Regions from separate parts of the Homo sapiens genome. Here region 2 is linked to region 1. The links are chromatin contacts, found by Hi-C or POLR2A ChIA-PET in ENCODE. All regions are on one chromosome and are shown on one strand. Each heading gives the region's core, a stretch centred on a gene start or an enhancer-like site at or near the end of the contact. The rest is flanking DNA. Distances are from core to core; before and after follow the strand shown.

Region 1 (6,980 bases), core at 4,317-6,816:
ATTAACCCCTAGGTCTTCATGGCTTTAATATGGGACCTTCCTGGGAGGAGCCTGGACACATCTTCAAGACTCAAAAGTCATAGAGTCCTCATGGTGGAATTTTAGACACCTTGAAAGGAGGGTGGCGTGACATTGTGGGGCTGAAGTGATAAGAAAAAAGGTCTTCCCAGTCCCCTTTGATGGCCACCTGTACCCGCTGTAAAATTGGCCCAGTCCCATAGCCCCAGGACCAGGGAACTCTGAAAGCAGGATAGCCTGTAAAGTAACAAAACGTAGAGGGGTGAGAATGTGCTTGCAGGGCTGGGGGAAGGTGCGCCCAGTTCCTTTAGATGTGGGAGCAAGGGCCAGGCACCTGGGCAGATGGCCCCCCCTTGATGAACCCACTGAGGCCCTAACCAAGCCCGACCCACCTGAATGGGGAAGAAATAAACGGTGACAAGTGTGAAAAAACCATTTTATGGTTCTTTAATAACTGTTTTTGCTAGGTTCTGTTTATTCCTTTCAAAGTATGTTATTTAAAATGTTCTGCAATTAAAAAAAAAAGAAACAGGATGGTCTTTTTAAAAACAGGTTTGAGATAAGGAAAAAATTGATTCTATCAGCTTGGCAAAAACACCTCCTGCAGCACAAAAACTCCACGAACGTCTGTGTGTGCCTTCACTGGGAACGAGGAGAGGGAGTCAGAGGGCAGCGAGGCCGGGCAGCGAGGGAGGCAGAGCCCCTCTGTTGGTGTGGGGTGGAGGCAGCCTTTTATCCTGCGCCTCCGGTGCTGTGGCTGGGAAGGCAAGGTACTCATGCCACCCTCCAAGGTGAAGAGAAGACCCACCTGCTTTTCTCTGCCATCACCAGATCCTCCCAGGCACTCTCCCCACAGTCGGTCCAGCCAGGCACACTCGGCCTGATCTAGTGATTCAAGCTGTCTTTCCAGGACTTGGCCTCTGCAGGTAAGTCCTTAGTCTTCTGGCCCCTACCCCACTTCTCGAGGTGTCTGGGGACTCAAGGAGAGCAAAGGGGGCTGATATGAGCCCACATTGGAGGAGGGCAGCCTAGCCCTGCGGTAGGTTCCATTCTTATTCTCACCGACTCTCTCGCCCTTCCTGAAAGTGGGTCATGCATCCCCACTCTAGCCATGCGACCTCCAATGACATCCGTGGAAGGCGCATCCTTCCCCACACGACTGAACTGGCCACATGCCCAGCCTCGGCCAATGGCAGGTGAGAGCATAGGACATAGGCCGTGTCCCAGCAGATGCACTAAAACACAAGGCTGGCCTCTGCCCACTCTCCTACTCTTTTCCCCTGCCCTGGGAAGGGCAGGACCCAGATGGGAACTGCTCCTTCAGTCATGGGGAGCAGAGCCCCCTCCCACTACAGCCACCAACATGTAAGATGAGTGAGAAATAAACTGCTATGTTTTAGGACATAGCAATACAGGGCCATTTGTGACTGCAGCCTCACCTAGCAAAAGCTGCATGACATGGGACCTTGTTCTCCTCCTAATCCTCCATCTCCAAAGCAGTGTCTCTTGTCTACTTGCCTGTGGTCCACAGCCAGAGAACCCCATCCTGCTTTCTCTGTCTTGGGCAGAGGCCTCACGTCACCTACAGGGGCCCTCAGGTCTGGCTGTGCCTCGCTTGTGATGCTCAGTGTAGGTAGGTGGTCAGTCCCGGGATGCTTAGGTATGGGTCCTGTGACCCTGCTGCTCCAGCCCCGAGAGGAAAGCTTCTCAGCCCAACTCGCAGCCAATTCCCAGCCTCCCGGGGGCTCACATGGACATTCCAGAGCCCATCCACATGCAGACACCCAGGGCAGCTGGAGAACGCGAACCTCAGGGCCCGCCTCGGCCCAACCCCACTGAGCTGCTGCCTACAATCTGAGTTGGCCACCGACAGTGGGTGCTGGAGGGCTGACCTCAGGGTGGCTTTCTCCAGGCCCCCCGTGAGATAGAACAAGTCCCCCCTGCCCTCAGTGGCCCCTCAACCAGACCAACACACCTCCTTCCTACCTGGGTTGTGGTGAACTCTGTTCTCTAAATGACCAGGCCTGGCCCTCAAGATGTTACAGGAAGATTTCTGTTAGCAAATCCCCTGCTCTTTCCACAAAGCCTGAGTTTCCCCACCAGTATCTCAATAGTGAGGTCAAGGAAGTCAGCTCTGAGCCTAAAGATGGCTACCTTCCTTTCCTTTCCTGTGGCAGTCAGTCTCATGGCTCAGCCTCTGAGGTGGAAGGCTGCAAGGAAACAGGATTTAGGAAACAGTAAAAAGAAATCCATTCAAATGGTTTAGATAAGCCAGGCGCAGTGGCTCATGACTGTAATCCCAGCACTTTGGGAGGCTGAGGAGGGAGGATTACTTGAGCCCGAGTTCAAGACCAGCCTAGGCAACATAGCGAGACCTCATCTGTACAAAAAAAAAAAAAAAGAACACAAAAATTAGCTGAGTGTGGTGACGCATGCCTGTAGTACCAGCTACTCGGGAGGCTGAGGTGGGAGGATCACCTGAACCTGGGAGGTGGAGGCTGCAGTGAGCCATGATCACACCATTGCACTCCAGCCTGGGTGACAGAACAAGACTCTGTCTCAAAAAAAAAAAAAAAAAAAGGTTAAAATGATACATGTTACTGATGCTAAGTGTTACTGTGTGTTTTTTCACCACAAGGGGTTTTGGGGGGTTTTTTTGGGCAGCGGGGGGTGGGGGAGATGGGGTATGAGAAAGAGCTTGTTCAAGTAATTAAATATAAGGATGAGGCTAGGCAGGGTGGGGGGTGGGGACACGACCCACAGAAAGCACAAGTCCCTTGGGACCCTCCTCCTCTGCCCGCATTTCAGAGGCTACAGCCAAATCTGGAACCAGGTCCCAGCGACCACTAGCTCCTGTGGGGAGGAGTGGGTACAGGTTTCTCCAGGGCCCTGGACCCAGGGACATAGAGGAGTTCTCGAACCCACAGCCCTACCTGCCCTGTCTGCAGACAGGCACCAACCAGGGCTGGGGCCAATCAAGAGAAATCTAGAGGAAAACACAAAGGAAAACTAAAAAAGACACAGCAGAATAGAACAAGGCATCTCACTAACACTGCCAGAGAGAGGAGAGTTCGAGGGCACAGATGAAGAAGACAGGGGCAGCCCTGCAGGGACATCCCAGGAGGCCAAGGGTAGGAGGCTGGACAGGGTAGACCCTCCAAGCCCAGGTCCAGAAGGGTATTCCCTGCCTCCCCAACCGAGGACTCCAGGCACCCATCCCTGGATCCTGCAAGGCCAAGGCAGGGTCCAGGTGCATGCTGCCAACCATAAGTTTTTAAAAATATTTTAATTTAAATTTTTTAGATTTTAAATTTTAATTTTTTAGTCAAATTTGTTGAAAAAAATAGAAAATTCAAATCCACATGTGTTGCCAATTAATTTTCCCCTTACTTCACCTTCTACAGAAGGGCTATGAAGTAGGGTGGGCTGGCACCACTCAGTGCCTACAACCCACTTCTCCTAATTTTGCTCCTTGTGATATTTCTGTTTTCTCCTTCTTCGGGATTCTTAGATCAGTTGCCGTCCTCGTCCTCCTAAGGAAGGAAGGATGTTTCACCACCACCCAACCTGCTGGAATGGGGCTTAAGAGTAGCCCCATCCTTCTCATGTGACCTTCTCGCCCCAGACCCCAATACAATCCTCTCACTTTCTTCCTGCCATAGGTACACAGAACTCAAGAGCCTTGATATATGCACGATATGTTCAATGGCATTCAGGAATTGGAATGACTGCATAGAACAGGAAACCCAGATCACAGAGGCATAAACAAAAGAGGAACTCATTTTTCTGTCACATGATGAAAAGGTCAAAGGCTGGAAATTCAGGGCAGCCCAGCATCTCCACGATGTTGTCCAGATCCTGGGCTCATCCTGGCCTTCTCTTCTGCTACTATAGGGTATGACTTTTGAACTCATGCTCACAAAATGGTTGCTGAAGTTACCACCATCACATCCATAGTCCAGGCAAGAGGAAAGGTTAATGGTGCTGGTGTGTGCACTAGCTGAATGTCCACCTTTTAAGGAACTTTGCTAGAAGCTCAACCCAACCACTCATGCTTCACCTCATTATCCAGAACTGAATTATGTGGCTATCCTTAGCTTCAAGATGAGACTAGAAAATGAAGTATTTTAGCTGGGCCAATTGCCAACCCTAACGAGTTGAGATTCTATATAGCAGAGGAGAGTTGAGAGTTGGTCAGGAATTGGCAGCCCTGTCACATATGCCTAATTCCAGTGCTGTTATTGGAAGTACCAAGGCTGGCAGCTTCCACACTGGGTCTTCAGTCGCTCATGTCTTCTGTGTCTGCCTTCATTCCTCTACTCAGATGGCAAACCTCTTTGTAAACAGAGAAAACATGTTCATCATTTTCATTACTCCCTCTTCCCAACCCCAACCTTCCAATCCTACTGTACCAGCTCAATAAATGCTTACTTTAGAAAGAAAAAGCAGTAACACTCACTATTAACCATATATGCCTTGGGACAAACTTTCCATTTCTTATTTGAATCACTGTTTTTATCGTGTATTGCATTGTCATTTTCCATTTCGTGAGCTTAAGTAGCAACTCCTCAAGTCAGCTATAAATTCCTAACAGTCTAGAAGTGCCCAATCCAGTGACTTTCACACGGTGAATGCTTTCATGACTTGTAGAGTTTATTTGGCCTGAGTTCTAGTCATTATCAGTAACCACAACAATAGTAATTTCATACCTTTATGATGCTTCGAAGTTTACACAACTTCCTTTATACACATTCTCTCACTTGGTCTTTTAAGTAACTCTTTTAAGTAAGGCTGCTGTAATTATCCCTTTTTCACAGACAATGAAATGGAGGCTAAGAGAAGGTATATTGCTTGCCCAGAGGCATGAAGTCAGTGTTTGAACTGGAACTTAAATACAGGTCTTTGACTTCAAATCCAGCAGTTTTCCATCAAACTTGAGGCCTCGATTCTCTCACTTTCAAAAATGAAGAAATTAATTTAGATTATTTCAATGCAGCACTGTCCATTAGAAATAGAATATGAGACACATATAATTTAAACTTTTCTAGTAGTCACATTTAAAAAGGAAAAAGAGACAGGCGAAATGAATTTTAATAAACTTTTATTTAACTCAACTCAAAATATTTCAACATGCAATCTTCATATTAATAAGACTTTTTTTGCTTTTGAAAGCTAATTTTTTTATTTATGTCTTTAAGTCATAGGAACTTCTAAAGAATGAAAGCCAATGTGTTTATGACACTTTCAGCACATCACAATTTAACCACTTTTCAGGTGCTCAAAAGCCACACATGGCTAGTGGTCACCATATTGGAAAGCTCAGCTGTAATGTTTGAAGGGTAAATTTAACTTTAAAACAAGCTCCTATATCTAAGATTTCGTGATCAAATTATTTTAGAAATTATCTAAAAGAGTTATTTTCTGTACATTCTTGCAATAAAGGAGAACTGCCTGTTCAACAACTATCCCCCTGTAGAAAACTGGCTTTGCCTAGATCCATCACAAAGCACCACTGCCATCTGGTGGTAGACTCTTGAATTGCCAGCAAATTCCCCAAGAGGAAATAATCAGGCTCTCGGAATGAGTTTATCAAAGCAGTAGAAACTGACTCCACATAATCCAGGAGAATTTGTTGAAGAATGCACAATGCTGGGCCCTGCTGAATCAAAATCTCCAGGACAAATCCCAAACACCCAGATTTTCAGTAAATGTCCCCAGTGGTCATTCACACTGAAACTTGAGAATGGTTGATCTAAAGGACATGCCTATATAATACAACCATAGAAAATTCAGTGACAGTAAATGTCAGAAGAGGACTCATTCTTTCCTGATACTGTTCTGATATTTGTCAGACTGCTAATTTCTTAGTTTCTACATAGAAAAAAAAACCCCACCCCCAATATATACACACACACACACACAGTTGGAAAGAATCCATAATCCCATCACTTTTTTCAAAACTTAAAGGAAGAAAGAAGTCTATGTGGCCACTCCATCTCCGACCCCCCCACCCCCAACACACACACACACCCCTAAGACACAACTCTGTAACAGTTACATATAGCTCAGGCCCTCACAGCCGTGTCCCCACTCCCAGCCTCTGCTCTCACCCTGCTCCCTCCACACCCAAGTTCCAGCCAGGCCAGTGCCTTCACAGCTCTCCCCCTTCACCTCACTCCCCTTCTGAGACTTTGCAGAGCTGTCCCCTCCATCTGGAACAGCAGTCACCATCCTACCCTCCAGCCCCCATGACTTGTCCCTCATAATGCAGCTCAGGCATCAGCTACTCAGGAAGCCCCTTGGGGAGCCCTCTAGACTGTGCTGGGTCCCCCTCCTTCCCCCCGAAGTGCCCCATATGGTAGCTGTATTGTCTGACTTCTCCACACAACTGTAAGCTCCTTATGGGGCAGGGCTGCGTCTCTTGTCTCTGTATCTCTGCCACCTAGAAAAAACTCTGCCACAAAGCAGGCATTGTTAAGAATTTGCTGAGTGAATAAATGTTTTCTTTTCCTTTCTTTTCTTTTCTTCTTTTTTGAGACAGGGTCTTGCTCGGTCTCTCAGGCTGGAGTGCAGTGGCACGATCATGGCTCACTGCAGCCCTGAACTCCTGGGCTCAAGCGATCCTCCCACCTCAGCCTCCTGATTAGCTGGGATTAGCATGCATCACCACACTCGGCTATTTCTTTTTTATTTTTCTTTATTACTTTTGTTTTATTTTATAGAGATGGGGCTCTCTGTGTTGTCCAGGCTGGTCTCGAACGTGTGGGCTCAAGCCATCTTCCTGCCTCCGCCTCCCAAACTGCTGGGATTGCAGGTGTGAGCCACCACGCCCAGCCATAAATAAATGTTTTCAAAAGCATCAAGTAGTCCCTCTGATTTTTAAATGATAATGCTAGTTCTGATGAGTTGACGACACTAAGCAGTGTGGACCTTTACTGGAGTCTCAGTAATGTCAGCTTCCA
Region 2 (6,879 bases), core at 1,542-4,041, 200 kb before region 1:
TGGGAGTATGTCAAAGGGACACAGGAGACAACTGGTAGAGCTCCAGTGGCTAAAGCTGGAACAAAGTGAGCAATAAAATAAATACAGTAGTATTGGATAATTACCCAAAGTAGAAGAGAAATATCCCGGCTCACGCCTGTAATCCCAGCACTTTGGGAGGCCAAGGCAGGCAGATCATGAGGTCAGGAGTTCAAGACCATCCTGGCTAACATGGTGAAACCCCATCTCTACTAAAAATACAAACAACTAGCCAGGTGTGGTGGCAGGCACCTGTAGTCCCAGCTACTCAGGAGGCTGAGGCAGGATAATCACTTGAACCCAGGAGGCAGAGGTTGCAGTGAGCCGAGATCATGCCACCGCACTCCAGCCTGGGCAACAGAGCAAGACTCCATCTAAAAAAAAAGAGAAATATCCATGAGTTTGAACTTATATAAATAAATGGCTACATAGAGAAAAGGGGGAGAAGATACAAAAATACAGAATTGCAGATGATATTCACAGATACTCAAGGATGAGCATAGCTCCCTGCTCCTTAAATGTGGGCTCCACATAGCAACTTACCTCCAAACAGTATACACGGAAAGGGGAAGAAAGAATAACTTCATAGTGGAGAAACCTGACAAACACTACTTCTGTTAACTGTGAACGCAGTTGACATCGACAGTGACAGGTCATGGTGGTGGCATATACTCTTGATAGGATGTAATGAAAGTGGCACTTCACCTTTGAGGTCTTGCTCCCTCAAACCCATAACCTAAAACATCAGACAAATCCCAGCTGAGGAACATTCTACAAAATACCTGACCAATACTCCTTGAAATCATCAAGATCATCAAAAACAAGAAAAGTCTGAGAAACTGTCACAGCCAAGGGAGACCTAAGAAGACATGATGGCCAAATGTAATGCTGCATCCTAGAACAGAAAAAGGATATTAGGTTAAAAAAAAAAACAACTAAGGAAATCTGAATAAAGTATGAACATAGTTTAATAATAATGTTAATCTTGTAGGGCTGATATCAATAGCAGTTTATTAATTGTGGCAAATGTACCGTACTAAATGTAAGATGATGATAATAGGGGAAATTGGGTGTGGAGAATATGGGAACTCTCTGTATTATCTTTGCCATTTTTCTTTAAAACTTTTCTAAAGTAAAAATTTTATATCGAAAATTGAAAGCCTTACATTGGTAATTATTCACAGCTTATGGCTAAGACAGGTGGAATTGGGAGAATGCCCTGGGAAGGTTTCAAGGAAGTACAAGGGAGGATTTGGGGAACTGCTCAGGGGTGAGAAATACAGCTTGGGAGACAGGGCGGAGGGGAAGCTCGGTGCACATCCCAGACTGAGGAGGTGTCAGAGGGAAAGGGTCCTTGGGACAGGGTGTCTTGGGACCCTTTCCTGCCTGGGAGGGCTTCTGGAGGAGGAGGTGAGTGGATGGGGAGTGACAGCCTGGCTCTTTGCTCTCCTACCTTATCCTGACCCACCTTGCCACATCTCTGGGGCCAGCCCTGCTCCTTATCTGGAGGCAACCCATCAGAGGAGTTAAAGGGTCAACTCTGGAATTGGAAAAGCTGGCCACTCACCAGCATGTGACCTTGGATAAGGCTTACACCCTCTCTGAGCCTCAGAGTACTCATCTACAAAGAGTGGTGAAAAATCTGTGTCAGAGGGTTCTTGCAAAGGTAAGTTGAGATAATGCCCATGAGGGCCAACACCTGGTACATGCTGGGGACTTGGTGAGTGTTACAGTCAATTTATCTTCCCTTTAGTCTACCTTTGAGCAAGATCAAACAGCCACTTTGCCCTCATACCTGGAATCCAGCCCTTCCTCTGGATCCCACGCCCCATGTGGCAGTTTTAAAACCTGGCCCCCAAATTCCAACACTCTTTCCATCTAGAGATCAGCAATTTTTTTTTTTTTTTTTTTTTTTTTTTTTTTGCTTTTTTATTTTGAGACGGAGTTTCGCTCTTGTTGCCCAGGCTAGAGTGTAATGGCGCGATCTCTGCTCACTGCAACCTCCACCTCCCGGGTTCAAGTGATTCTTCTGCCTCAGCCTCCCAAGTAGCTGGGATTACAGGCATGCACCACCACGCCAGGCTAATTTTTGTATTTTTAGTAGAGACGGGGTTTCTCCATGTTGGTCAGGCTGGTCTTGAACTCCCAACTTCAGGTGATTCGCCCGACTCAGCCTTCCAAAGTGCTGGGATCACAGGCGTGAACCACCACGCCCGGCCTAGAGGTCAATTTTATATCCCCTCCTGTTGAATCTGGAATATGTGACTGCTTCACATAATAGAATATGGCAAAAGTGATGCTGCTGCCAGCTCTGGGCCTAGGCTTTCAGAAACTGTCATCTTCTACTTCCTGTCTCTTGGGGTTTTCACTCTTGGAATCCAGCCACGGTACTGAGAGGGAGGGTGAGCAGCCTGTGGAGAGGCCCATGTGGAGAGGAACGGAGGCCCCAGCTCTCAGCCCTGGCTGAGCTCCCAGCCAGCAGCCAGTTCTCGCTGACTGCCTGAATCATCTTACAAGTGGGCCCTCAAGTCCGCAGATGAGCTGCCCTAGCTACCACCTTGCAGAGAAGAAACGAACCTTCCCACCATGCCCTGCCCAAACTGTAGATTCAGGAGCGAAATTAGTCATTGATGATATTTTAGGCCATTAAGTTTTGGAGTTACAAAGCCATAGTAACCTGAACATCTGCTAACTGGGTCCAGGACTGTTACTATTGCTCCACCTCCTCCTCTTCCTCCTCTCCGCCGTGTGCTTGAGTTGTGATGTGGGTTGTGGTGTGGTGGTTTAGTGGGTGGGCACCGAGCCACACTACCTGGGCTCAAATCCTGACTCTCACATATCAATTGTATGACTCTAAGGAAGCAACGTAGTCTCTCTGTGCCTCAGTTACCGTGTCTGTAAAATGGGGGTGAAAGTAGTACAGAATTGTTGGGAAGATTAAATGAACTAAGCAACATAAAGCACGTAGAAAAGCACCGGGCATGTGTACAATTATTCTGCCAAGCCAAGGCCCCAGCCCTCTTGGGTTCTGGGGTGCTGACTCCCTGGGGCCTCCATCATTTGAGATGATCCCTACCTGGCCATTTGAGGCCCCAGACTTCCCAGGTGCCACCAGCCTACCTCCCCGGACTATCACTCTTCCTGCTGGTGTCAGGCTTTGCCCATTAGGCCAGTCTTGCTCACTCCCATGACACTTCTGGCTCTGCCCCCTGGTCCTTCCCTGCACTGCTATAATTCTGACTTCCTTTTGGCTGGGCTGTTGGGGAAAAAGAGAGAGTGGTGAAGCGGAGGTGGACCCCCGCCATAGAGGGTGGTGCACTGGTGGGTGTGTTGGGGGAGCTTTAGTTCATAAACTTTACTGGGAAACAGAAGCCTTATCATCCACACATCTCTTGGGAAGACATTGATTTTCTTGCTGACATGAGTCCAGAGAGTAAGAAACACACTCACAATATGAGCAAGGCCTGCCGTGGAAAGCCAGAGAATTTTCACTAAATCTTTCTTAGGAATTGCAATGATAGCACGCAGCAGATTCCTGAGGAAGGTGGCGTTGCGTGTTAATTAGGTTTTGCCAGAGAAAAATGAACGTGCTCTAAGACACTTTCCCACGTATGTGTTCGTGCAGGTTGTGAGAACTCAGAAAAGCTTTGCATCCAGGCTGTGCCCAGGACTCAGATTTCACTAGCTCCAGGGGTTCTCTTTTGCAGTGAACACAGTGGCCTCCTCATTAGAGCTTTTCAAACCAGGGTGGGCACTGAGGAAGGGATTGAAAGTCCCCTGGGGCAGAGGGACCTTTGAAATGGGGAGCCACTGCCCCAGCCTGAGAAGCAGAGAACAGTGACCTGGGGGGGCGTCCATGGGGGTAGCCTGAGTTCCGGAGCTTGGTGGTCCCGCAGCGCTACTTAAAGGTCACTGCACCATCTCCAGTGATTCCCTGAGTCTGCCCTGCGGCTTCCAATTCCCCCAGTGGGCCTGGAAGAACGACCCACTTCATGCTGGGAAAGCCATGCTGATGCTGTTGACCTGCAGGAATAGAATTTGGAACCGTATCCCTCCCTCCATCCCCTCACAGGAGACAGAAAGCAGGGAGGATTGAGAGGATCTGGGCACGCGGGGGTTGCTCAGGAAGCAGGAGGGGGCTGGCTGCAGGGAGAGAGCAGCAGGAGTTCACCTGGGAGAGGAAGTATGTGAAGCAGGCTTGCCGCAGCACCACCTGGCCACCTGATCCCCCGGTGGAGTCTCAGGAATCCCATTTCTGGAGGTATTCAGGCCATGTTGAGTGTGTGGGGAGTGTGAGGCGGAGAGAGCCCTGAGTCAGAATCCACACCATGACACTCACTGTGGTGATGACAGCAGGCACATTCCGATAGGGACAATATTGATCAGTTCAGTAGTTCCTGACCTGTCTGGCTGCAGAGTTGAATCTCCTAGAGCCTTAAAAAGAAAACAAAAAACGATGCTGGACCCCACTGCAGGCTGATGGAATCCAGTGGGAGCCTGACGCTGCCCGGGTGACTGATGGCCAGGCAGGACCGAGGACCGCGGGATTGCACTCGGTAGAGGACCCCCTCCCCTAGTGCCTTCGGCCGTCCCCACAGCCGTGCTGAGGTGAGCAACCAGGCTGCTGGGTGGAGGGAAGGAGATGCCCAGCCCCCTTGGGGCAGGATGGAGTTGGATGCCTCTCCAGCTGCCACTGGCCCCTGGCAGGGCTCAGAGGATGCCCCTGCATTAAGTGAGGACTCGGGCTTTCTGTCTCCCAGGACCCTCACGTCCCTCAGCCTCTGCTGCCTTTGGGGCACCTCTGTGGCCAGGGTGGCTGGGTGGCCTCCGTGTGCTCCCCAGCCCTGATTCCACCAGCCCTGTCAGCCTGGCACAGCCTGGGTCCCCTGCCAGGTCTGGTGTGCAGCTGGCGTGAGGCCTAGAATCTGTCAGCGGCTTCATTGAGATGCTGCCCCATCTCTGCCCTAGTTCAGGGTTTCAGAGCCTTAAGGCACACATCCCAGTCTTTTCCTGCTCCCTCTGTCACCCTGGAAACAGGTCTCAGTTTCTGGCGGCCCAGGGTGGATGGTGGGGTTGTCCCCATAGGGCAGGGTAGGGCATGGGTGGGGGGCAGTGCTGGCTGGCTGAGTTGGGACAGACCTAGCAGAACCAAGGCTTGGCAGGGTGTGGGGGCTGGGGAGGGCCAGGGCAGGCCCACGCTGAAGAAAGGGCCCTTTCTGAAGTTCACCGGCATAAAGGGAATTTTTTTTGTTGGTTTGTCTTCCCTGGTGAGGGTGCCTTCTTCTAATTTACACAAAAGTGTCATATGTGTCAATGGTGGCCAGGTGTGTGGAACCTGTCTCGGGTTCCCTGGGCATTTCCTGAGCCCAGAATCTCTCTCACACCCACCTGGTCAGTGATTTATCCATGGGAAAAACCTGGCAGCTTGTGGAGTTCTGGCAGCTTGTGGGGTTCGGCCCTTGAATCTCCTGTGGTGGGTGACTCTGGATGTGCCCAGCCCCACCTCCAAGATGAGGAGAGACAGGACCTTCTCCTCCCAGACTCCCAGCCAGCCACTCTCCCCTTACCAAGCCCAAGAGGGGAGGATAGTGGGTGGCTGTGTGGAACCTGTCTGGGGTTCTCTGGGCTTTCCCAAGCCCAGAATCCCTGTCACAGCCACCTGGGCAGTGATTTGTCCATGGGAAAAACCAGGTGAGGACTAGAAACCCTGCTTAGTTCTTGCCCTGACTCTCCTGGACTTTCTCCCCCAAAAACCTCCACTTACTTACGCACTCCCCACAGCTTCATGAGGTTTCAGGGGAGGTTGAAGACCATGCTCTGGATGTGAAGTCATTCGGCCTGGACTCTGGTCCCGGCTCAGCTGCTCCTGCATCCCCCCAGTTCCCAGGGCCCCCATTTGCCCATCTGGAGACAGGGCCTTGCCCTTCCCAGGCAGGACTGCAGGTGAGTGTGTGGACTGGCACCTGGCTGGCCCACTGGGGTCCCCTCAACTCTGAGTGGGGTACATCAGTGACTGCTGTGGGTGCCTGCCCAGGTCCCTTCACCAGCCCATGATGCAGATCCCAGCTGCTATGGGAGAGTTGGCTGCTGAGGCTCACTGCTGCCTGCTTCTCTGAAGAATTGTCCTGTCTGACCAGCTGGGAGATTATCCCCTCCCAGATGCCCATTCCCCAACTTCATCCCCATTCCCCAAAACCAATGTCTGACCCAGGGTAGCAGAGCTGGCCCCTTTGCCTTCAGGTGGGACGGACCAATCCCATGGTGCTCCCAAGCTCCTTGGGATCCAGCTGAAGCTAGAGGCCACATCTTTGCCTTGGTTTCTCCCTGGCCCCATCCCGCTTCCCTCACTGCCCTGCTCCTGAGAACACTCCCCAATAAACCACATTCACTGGGTCCCCTCCCAGGCTCTGCTTCTAGGACAGCAGGCACGACCTATAAGAACTCTAGGGCCCTGTGGCTCCAGGAGCACCTGACCCTGATCCGGCGATGAAGCAGATCAAGGCACGAGTTGTCCTTGGCTGCAGGAGCTCAGAGTGGGTGAGGGAAGTGTGGCAGCTCAGGAGCCTGAGCTAGGGGCATTGATCTGTGCAGGGGAGGCAGGCTGGAGGAGCAGCTATCCAGCCTCGCTCACCCTTCCCCCGGCCCCCACCCTGAGCCTGGCCCCTGGGAGGCACATGTTATTAGTCCTGTCTTACAGGGGTGGCCGCCGAGACCAGATAGTCACTAAGTCTCTAAACCGTAGGTGACCCAGTAAATTGAGTGCCTTTGCTGGATTCCAGTGCCTGTGTCTTGCTCATTGCCCCTGAGTAGTTGCACAGTGTCTGCCCTGGAGGCATTGGCAGAAGCCGGGCCCTTGGCAGG

Evidence for each region. A loop is a pair of places that touch in the nucleus more often than their neighbours do. ChIA-PET counts read pairs that join two places held with the same protein, here RNA polymerase II (POLR2A). Pooled maps may share reads with other maps.
Region 2: a pooled map shows a loop between it and region 1 (4-fold over the local background). The contact joins two enhancer-like sites. A Hi-C loop is called at or near these places in 4 of 50 pooled maps. POLR2A ChIA-PET finds 5 or more read pairs at or near these places in 3 of 52 experiments (AG04450, H1 and activated naive CD4-positive, alpha-beta T cell).

The regions. Positions count from the first base shown.
Region 1 is chr2:42,857,702-42,864,681 of GRCh38, reverse strand. No RefSeq gene overlaps it. Among named protein-coding and RNA genes, the nearest start is that of TRI-TAT2-1, 51 kb to the right of the region's middle. RefSeq lists an enhancer at 6,860-6,980. Within about 2 kb of position 5,566, at least 3 of the 41 ENCODE cell types and tissues checked have a DNase peak (open chromatin) inside an H3K27ac peak, as active enhancers do.
Region 2 is chr2:43,055,288-43,062,166 of GRCh38, reverse strand. No RefSeq gene overlaps it. Among named protein-coding and RNA genes, the nearest start is that of LINC01819, 19 kb to the right of the region's middle. Within about 2 kb of position 2,791, at least 15 of the 41 ENCODE cell types and tissues checked have a DNase peak (open chromatin) inside an H3K27ac peak, as active enhancers do.